2 separate regions of the Homo sapiens genome follow, and region 2 is linked to region 1. A link is a contact called in ENCODE Hi-C or POLR2A ChIA-PET data. All regions are on one chromosome and are shown on one strand. The core of a region is the stretch at or near the end of the contact, and the rest is flanking DNA. Distances in the headings are between cores, read along the strand shown.

Region 1 (3,908 bases), core at 458-2,957:
CAGGCTCCAGGGCTGAGTCAACAGTCTGCAGTCAGAGTCCAAGTTCCCAGTTCAGACATTTGGTGCCCCACAGAACCTTGTACGGGTCCCTGGTCTTCTTTGAGCCTGAATTTACTAATTTGTAAAATGAGGCCTAGGACATTATGTGGATGGGACGTGAGGCTCGTTTGCTCATGTATAAAATTGGTTTCCAAACTCTGGTCTGGAAGCCTCACTTGGTTCTAGTTTGCATTCCTGGGCTGCAGGAGTCCATCTGACCCCAGTTCTAGTCCTCACTTCTTGTCCTTGGCATCATAGCCAAGTACCTTTGTTGCCAACTCACTATCGGGTCCTCAGGCCCTTCCACCAACCCAAATTATAGATGGGGCTGCTTTCTCCAGCCTGGCTGCCTTGATGGTCAGTCCAGTCCCTGCAGGGCCCTGGTCCACAGATGAGTCTCCTAGCTGGAGGATCCCATGGGGTCCAGAGACCTCTGGAAGTGCCTGGGGTTCAGAGATGTCACAGAGCCTTTGCACCCACTGGCCTGGGGTGCCTGAAGAGGATGGTCCCTCTGGGGAATGCCCTGGGGCTCACACTAGTGGGCTGCACCCTCTTTCCATGCCACCCACACCTCCTCACTCCCTTAGAGGGAAGGAGATGAGGGCCCTGTCTCCTCCTCCTCCTACAGGGACCCACTCCCAACCAGGGCCCACCTGCTAGCTGCTGCTACCCCTCACTGGAACTCCACAAAGACCTCTCCTGATAGACACACACAGAATAGACCTAACATGTGCTTTTCTTGCTTGGAGATGGGTTAGGCTCAGACCCTAAGTTTAGAACAGTGGCAAAGAGACCAGGCATTGGCTCAGAGTGACAGGGCTCTGTGGTTGTGTGACATGGGTCTCTTTCATGTGGCTGCTTCTGCTTCCTTATGTATAGTAATAATAGTAGTGTTCACTGACACCCGTGAATCGGGTGCTGGGGCAATGCGTTAATGGGAATGGTGTAACTTGGTCTTCCTAAACACCCCAGAAGGGGTGGGCCCATTTCCCCATTTTACAGGTGCAGGAAACTGAGGCACATGGAGATTACAGAACTGTCCCAGGCCTGACCGCGGCGGGGTTCAGTAGCATCTGGAAAATCACTTTAGCCCAGGCCTGGCTGAGGCACTGTAAATGGGCACTTTTGTTAATAGTTTCCACATATTCTGGGCTGGTCTGTGTGGACCCTCTCAGTTTTCCAAGGGTTAGCACCTCGGACCCCGCCCTCCATTTCAGGGCAGCAGAAGGGGCTTCTCCCCCCTCAGCTGCTTGTTGGCTCCCGAGGGTCCTGTGGAGTGAGCGCAGGAGGCCCACGACCAGCAGGTGAGTCTCAGGCCAGAGGTTCCCTGGACGCGCCCCCACCCCCTGGCTCCCAGATCCCGCCTTCCCTTAGGAATAAGTGCATCTGTGGGCAGAGGACCGCCGGTCGCACTGCAGCTGTGTGTTCTGTGAGTCACCAGCGATCACCTTGCAGAAACTCAGTTTTCTCATCTGGGAAATGGGGCTGTTGAAAGGAGACGCCACAGATCCTGGAGCGAACCGATCGCGCGGCGGCTCCCGCGCCCGGTGCGGGCCTCGGGACCCAGCAGCCCCGGCCCCGCGTGGCAGGCGGCCCAAGGGGCGGGCCGGGGGCGGGCGCGAGCGCGGGCCCGGGGCGGGCTGGCGGCGGCCGGGCCAGGCGGCGGCGCTCTCCCGCGTCACAGCGCCGGGCGGCGGCGGGGAGATGCGGCTGCTGGCACTGGCGGCGGCCGCGCTGCTGGCGCGGGCTCCGGCTCCGGGTAAGCGCGGCGGGGCCAGGCGGGAGCGGGAAGGGTGGGGGCCGGGCGGCCGCGCCGGGGAGGCCGGGGCTCCGGGCCTGGTGGGGAGGCCCTGCCACCTCCGGGCGCGGGCGGGGGGCGGCGCTGTCACTGTCGCCAGCGCGCTCCGGTGGGCTCGCCGAGGGTCTGGCGGGCGCAGCGGCGCCTCCCCAAGGTTCAGAGGACGCCTCCCGTGAGCGCGGTCCCCGTCCCGACCTCGCCTGGGGCTGGGTACTCTCGCAGCAGCCGAGATCTTCCCAGCGGCAGGCCCCGAGGGGAGATGCAGCAGGAGCGCAGCCCAAGTTGGTGGTTCGCTTTCCTTTTTTCCACGGCAGTCAGGACACACAGCTCTTGGCAGATTCCTCGGAGCAGCAACTTCCCTTTCACTCTCTTCGGAGAGTTACTCCGAAGACAAGTCAGGAGCGGCTGGATCTGCCTTGGCCAGGAGGTGGGGAACGGGGACTTGATCGTGGGCCTTTTGAGGTGACCAGGCCTGGTGAGAGGGGCATCCACGGCTGGATGCAGCGACGCCTCTCCACCAGCACCCTGCTTTGAGGACAACTTCTTGGTCCACACTAATGGCTTTCATTCGGGTTTTACTGCTCCCACTTGTAAGTGTCTTAAGAATTTTCCCTCTTTATTCCCCAGAACTCTGTCTGGCTGCCTCAGGGCAGCAGGGGCCGTACTGGCTGGAATAATAGTAATAATACAGGTATCGATGGTCACTTTCCCTGGGTGCCTATCTGGGCCTATCTCATTTAATTACAACACTTCCAAGTAATAATGACTACAACACGTTTATATATCCAAGTATTAAAAAAAAAAAACATGAACTTGGTTAATCTCACCAATAACCTCTGAAGGAGGTGCTATTATTATCCCTATTTTATAGATGAGGAAACTGAGGCTCAGGCCCATGAACGGACTTGCCTTAATTCAGTAGGCTTGTAAGTGGTGGAGCTGGGATTTGAACCCAGTTAGCCTGGCTCTGGGCTCTGTCAATAACCACTAAACTGTGTTGCCATTGTTTTGAAAATTAGGAAACTGATGCTCAGAAGTCATTTTCCAAGAGTGATCTGGCTACCAAGTGTAGAGCTGGCATTTGAGCCAGCATTAATCCATAGATCCCAGTCTGAGGAGGAGGCACTTGGATAACAGTGGGAAGAAATCCATCTACTGTCCCCCAGCTATGAGTGCAGCCAGGTTCCCAGTGAACCTGAAATCCTTGCTGCGGGAAATGTACCTTTTCCCAGTTGTCACTGTCTCGGCTGGAAAAATGATGAGAAGTTTGCCTTGGACTGGTGGGCAGGGCCAGTTCTCGTGGTCTCTGTGGAGTAGCCAGCAGCCAGTGGTCCTTCCTCTCCCAGGCTCCATGACCACCTTCTAATTGCAGGAGCTGTCAGAGTGGGTGTCCCAGAGATTGTCTTTTGCTGGGGATCAAGGGCATTCTCACATTTCCAGAGCCCTCGGGAGCCTTGAGAGCTGGAATTCAGGAGCCTTTAGAGTCTGCCCTGGCTGTGCCCATGGTCAGCCCTGGAGGATGATAAGAGCTCCTGCTTGTGGGACACTCACTGTGTGCCACCCACTTTTCTAAGTGCCTCATTCATGACTCCTCACCACGATCCTGCTGGGAGGGGCTGGCAGACCCATTTTATACATAAGTACAGCTTCTTAACTGCTGTACTTTTCTGCCTCTCCATTTTGGGACTGACCAGGACCCTAGTGGTCACCTGGTCCCATGTCTCATTTTACAGGAAAGAAAACTGACAGACAATATATTTACGATAGCAAATCTGTAGGCTTGAGAGGTGGCTGAGCTGTCTTTGAAGCAAGATGGCCTAGGTTCGAATTCCAGCTCTGCCACTTACTATGTGAGCTTGAACAAGGGCTTAGCCTCTCTGTACCTCAGTCCTCTTGTCTATAAAATGGGAATAAACAGAGTATCAGGATAAATTGAGAAAATACATCTAAAGGGCATAGAGTTTGTACCCGGCAGGTATTAGCCTCTATCATTGGGCAAGGTGATATTTTTATCCTGGATGGAGCTATTTTCAGGTGATAGGCTAATGTGAGTGAATCAGTCCATGGGCTA
Region 2 (3,998 bases), core at 13-2,512, 160 kb before region 1:
ATTCTTAGTGTAATTACATCTGCATTACATTAGAGCTTTGGTCACATTTATTGTCTCATTTAACCTCCCTAGCAGCTCAACGAAGTAGGCCTGTTATCCCCATTTCACAGGTGAGAAACAAGACTGAGTGAGGTTGAGTGACTTGCTCAATGTCACACAGCTAAGGAGGGCATGGAGCTGGGATTCGAGGCTTACTAAAGCTGTCCCTTCTAGGCCTGAGCAGGCAAAAGGCTGCAACCATGCTTCTTCCTGCTAAAGCTCCTCAGTCAGAGATGGACTTCTTCAGGTAGAGGTGCTTGAAGGCCATAAGACTCAGAGGCGTGCACATGGTATGGTCACTGATGTGAAGGAATCCAGGGTTCCTCACCAGTAGCTGGGCCAGAGGCTGCTCCTGCCCTGGAGAAAGGCTTCTGCCAGCTCCCAGGCCCCTGGTGCAGAGGGCAGGCACCTCCCAGCACAGAGCTGTGGGAGGGGCTGAGTAAACCAGACAGTGTGCTGGGATTTCCTCTTGCCCAGCTGTGCCCAGCACTGGATGGGCTGAGGGTGGACCCTGGTCCAACTCAGCCACTCATCAGTAGGGTCTCTGTCCCCCTGCATCCCTGGCACTGTGCACAGCTTCCTGCCTGCCCTCTGTGTGATGGCCCGAGGCTGAGACGCCGCCCACTAAGTCCCTCCAACCTGGCCTTGCCAAGAGAGCAGGAAACTCAGACGTGCACAGAGGCCCACTCACCGTGACAGCATCCCCCCGAGATGGCAGGCTCAACTGCCCACGGATGGGCTGCGGTTGTGTGCAGGGTGCCCACCCTGGGCACTCACACTTCCTTTCTCGGAGCCGCAATGAGGCAGCAGGAAAGAATCTGCTCCCACCCACTGGGGCCTGCCCTTCGCCTGAGACACCAGATATGACTTGGAAGCCAGCTGGGCATTCCTATGTTAGGCCTTTCAGAAAGAGACCACAGCCTCGCTGCTCAGAGAGGCCACAAGTGCCCTGGCGTGGCCCCCGCCTTCCTCTCAGGGCTTTGCTCTTCTCTGTAATGCTCCTGTCCCCCTGGGACTGGGCCTCTGACCTTGGTGAAGCCCTCGGCCGACCCCACACCCGCCCTCTGGCTCTGTTCATTTATAAATAGGCCCATTTCTCATCTTGCTCCAGCCCAGAGCTCCACACCCAAGCAGCAGATGCAACCTCGGGATTCCCTTTCCAGCCAAGGGCAGAACAGGACCCGACCAGCTCTTGGGCCTGAGGGATGAGATCACAAATTCTCCTGCAAATAGCAACTCACACTCCAGTCAGAAACCCAAGTCAGCTTGTGTGTGAGTTACTTCCTTGTGGCTGCTGTCACCAGTTACCCACACGCTGCACAGCTGAAAACAACAGAACTTCATTCTATCATGGTTCTGGAGGCCAGAAGTCCAAAGTCGAGGTGGAAGCAGGCACCCTCTGAAGGCACTAGAGGCCCATCCTTCCTGGCCTCTTCCAGCTTCTGGTGGCCCCATTTGTTCCTCAGTTTGTGGCTGTATCACTCCAATCTTTGCCTCTGTAGTCGCATTGACTCCGCCTCTTCTATCTGTCTCAAATACCCTCTTTCTCTTAGACAAGGACACCCATCATTGCATGTAGAGCTCACTGGGATGACCTCCTCATCTCAAGATCCTTAATCACACCTGCAAGGACTCTTTTTCCCAGTAAAGTCACCTTCACAGATTTTTTGGGATCTGGACCTGAACATATCTTTTTGGGGGCCACCATTCAGGTCACTGAAGCTTGTTGTCAGGAATAAAGTTTACTGAGATGGCCATGGATAGATGGGTTAAACCAGGATGCTCGAGGAAAGAGATATGCCACAGAGGAAAGCAGACATTCGGGGTGCCTGCTGCTGCACCGTCCAGGGCACCCTGGGCAAGGTAAATCATGCTGAAGTCGACTCTTTAATGATGAACTAACACCCACTAATCTGAGGGCTTGGGAGCAGGCTTGGTGTCACCTTGGGCCCAGCAGCATGAGTTTGTGGGTCAGCTGCCCAGCTATCGGCTGGATTAGTGAATCGTCAATAGATCCGGTTGAGCTGAGACAGCTGGAGCAAGCAGACCACACATAGATTCGTGGCAACGTGGCATGATTTGTAGCTTGGCTCTTGGCCACCACGCCACTCACAAAGCCTGGTCAGCTGTCACCGTGTCAGGCTCTTTGCTGAGTGACGATGACCTGAGTGTAGCCTCCTGGGGCATGGTGCCCTGGAGTCACACGGACCTCCCCACCCCATCCTCCACATCGTGCACTGCCCATGGGAGCTTCCAGAAGCTCAGGCAGTTTTCTCCTCCGTAAAATGAGAAGGAAAAAACCCACTTGTAGCACTGTTGCCATTGCAAAGCTAGATGTTATGTCGGGGCCTGCCCCAGGGCCTGGCACACTGTAGGCCCTCAGGAAATGGTTGCTTTGATTTTGGGGGTTGAGGGGCACCATCACACACTCATTCACACAAGCTGGGACATTTCCACTGCCTCCCTTCCTCTCCCCTCTCCCCAGGTGCCACCTACCTCTGGCCTGCTCCCACAGCCTCACCCAGGTCCCTGCAACTGCAACCTGACCACTGTCCCTGCCCCAGTCTCCCTGCTGTTAGCCTGTGTCACGCAGCAGCCCTGCCATTGATGCTCTGGTTTTGTCACATTCCCTGCCCAAGTGTGTTAATGATTTCTCACCCCTGCTGGATAGGAGCCCCTCAGAATCAGCCCTGCTCACGTGGCATCTCATATCACTGTCACTGATCCTCTTTCAGGTCTTACATCCCAGCCCCAGGGGCCCTGCTCAAGGCTGCTGCCTTCCTTCCCACCTCCTCTTTCTCTCCCCCTCTCCTCTCTCCCTTCCCTCTTCTCCCTTCTGGTACCCAGCAGACAGCCATGCCCCTTCCCTGTGCTGCTGTGCACCTTGTGCTTACTGCTCTGCTGAGCCTTTCCAGGGGCCAGGCACTGCACAAGGTTCTGGGATTTTGCAGTGAACACAGCATTCCAGCCAGCTTTCCGACCAGACATTGAAGGTCACAGGCCAGGGCACAGGCTCTGGAGCCAGAGTGTCTGGACTGAACTACCTGTGTGACTTTGGGCCAATCATTCCACCCCTCTGGGCTTCATTTTCCTCAGCTGTGAAGTTCTTGCTTCTTTGAATTGCTAAGAATTATCTATGCAGAGCACTGAGGATGGTGCTATGGGTGTTCATCTGTGTGAGTGTGAGCTTTCTCCATCATGCAGCTCACAGCCCAGGGGGAAGTCATACAAACAATTCTGACACTCTTTAATGAGGGAAGTGTAGGGCACAATGAGAGGAAAAGGAGGGGTACCTCGTTAGCCAAGGGCAATGGATGTGGCATCCACCTCCCTGGAGAGGCCATGAGCTGCTCAGGGGCAAGGACCGTGTCATAGTCATTGATATCTTCCAGGGCCTGGCATCATGTGGGCTCCCAGAATGCAGCAAAGGTCTGCTGAATGAAGGAATGGATGGAAAGGTGGATGGATATGTGAATGGATGGATGGATGAATAGATGAATGAAATAAAGAATAGGTAGATGGACAGATGAGTGGATGGATGAACAGATGGATGAATGAGTGCATGAGGGGATGGAGGGACAGATGAATGAATGAATGGATAGACAGGCAGTGCATTTGGGAAGCGTTCCAGGGATGCCAAGTCTAGGACTGAGGGAGTGGGCAGAGAAAAACTCAGAGGCATTTCCAGGATTCATGACAGGCGTTGCTCGCAACTAAGGGAGAGGACTGGTACTCCACTGGCTGGAATCTTCTGAAGAGCCTTTTGAAATGTCTTTCAGAACTGTCTTCCTGGGGCTTAGGTGGGAGTCTTTCATCTTTTGGTTCCTCTCCTCCCACAGGCCAAGGGTGGCCCTGGGTATTAACATCTCTGCACTTTGGGACTGCACCTGTGTGAATGCTCAGTGGATCCCCACAGAAGTGCCCACATGCCCTGGAATCAGGAAGGGTCTGAGGCAGAA

The links. Hi-C counts contacts between places; a loop is a spot of excess contacts on that map. ChIA-PET counts read pairs that join two places held with the same protein, here RNA polymerase II (POLR2A). Pooled maps may share reads with other maps.
Region 2: a map of Right ventricle myocardium inferior shows a loop between it and region 1 (2.0-fold over the local background). The contact joins the enhancer-like site here to the promoter of VSTM4 in region 1. A Hi-C loop is called at or near these places in 1 of 168 maps with a recorded cell type or tissue (Right ventricle myocardium inferior) and 1 of 50 pooled maps. POLR2A ChIA-PET finds 5 or more read pairs at or near these places in 1 of 52 experiments (PC-3).

What each region holds. Positions count from the first base shown.
Region 1 is chr10:49,113,321-49,117,228 of GRCh38, reverse strand. VSTM4 (V-set and transmembrane domain containing 4) reads left to right here and starts at 1,707. Exons shown (of 8, transcript NM_001031746.5): 1 at 1,707-1,798. The coding sequence starts at 1,744.
Region 2 is chr10:49,269,700-49,273,697 of GRCh38, reverse strand. No RefSeq gene overlaps it. Among named protein-coding and RNA genes, the nearest start is that of C10orf71-AS1, 27 kb to the left of the region's middle. Within about 2 kb of position 1,262, at least 7 of the 41 ENCODE cell types and tissues checked have a DNase peak (open chromatin) inside an H3K27ac peak, as active enhancers do.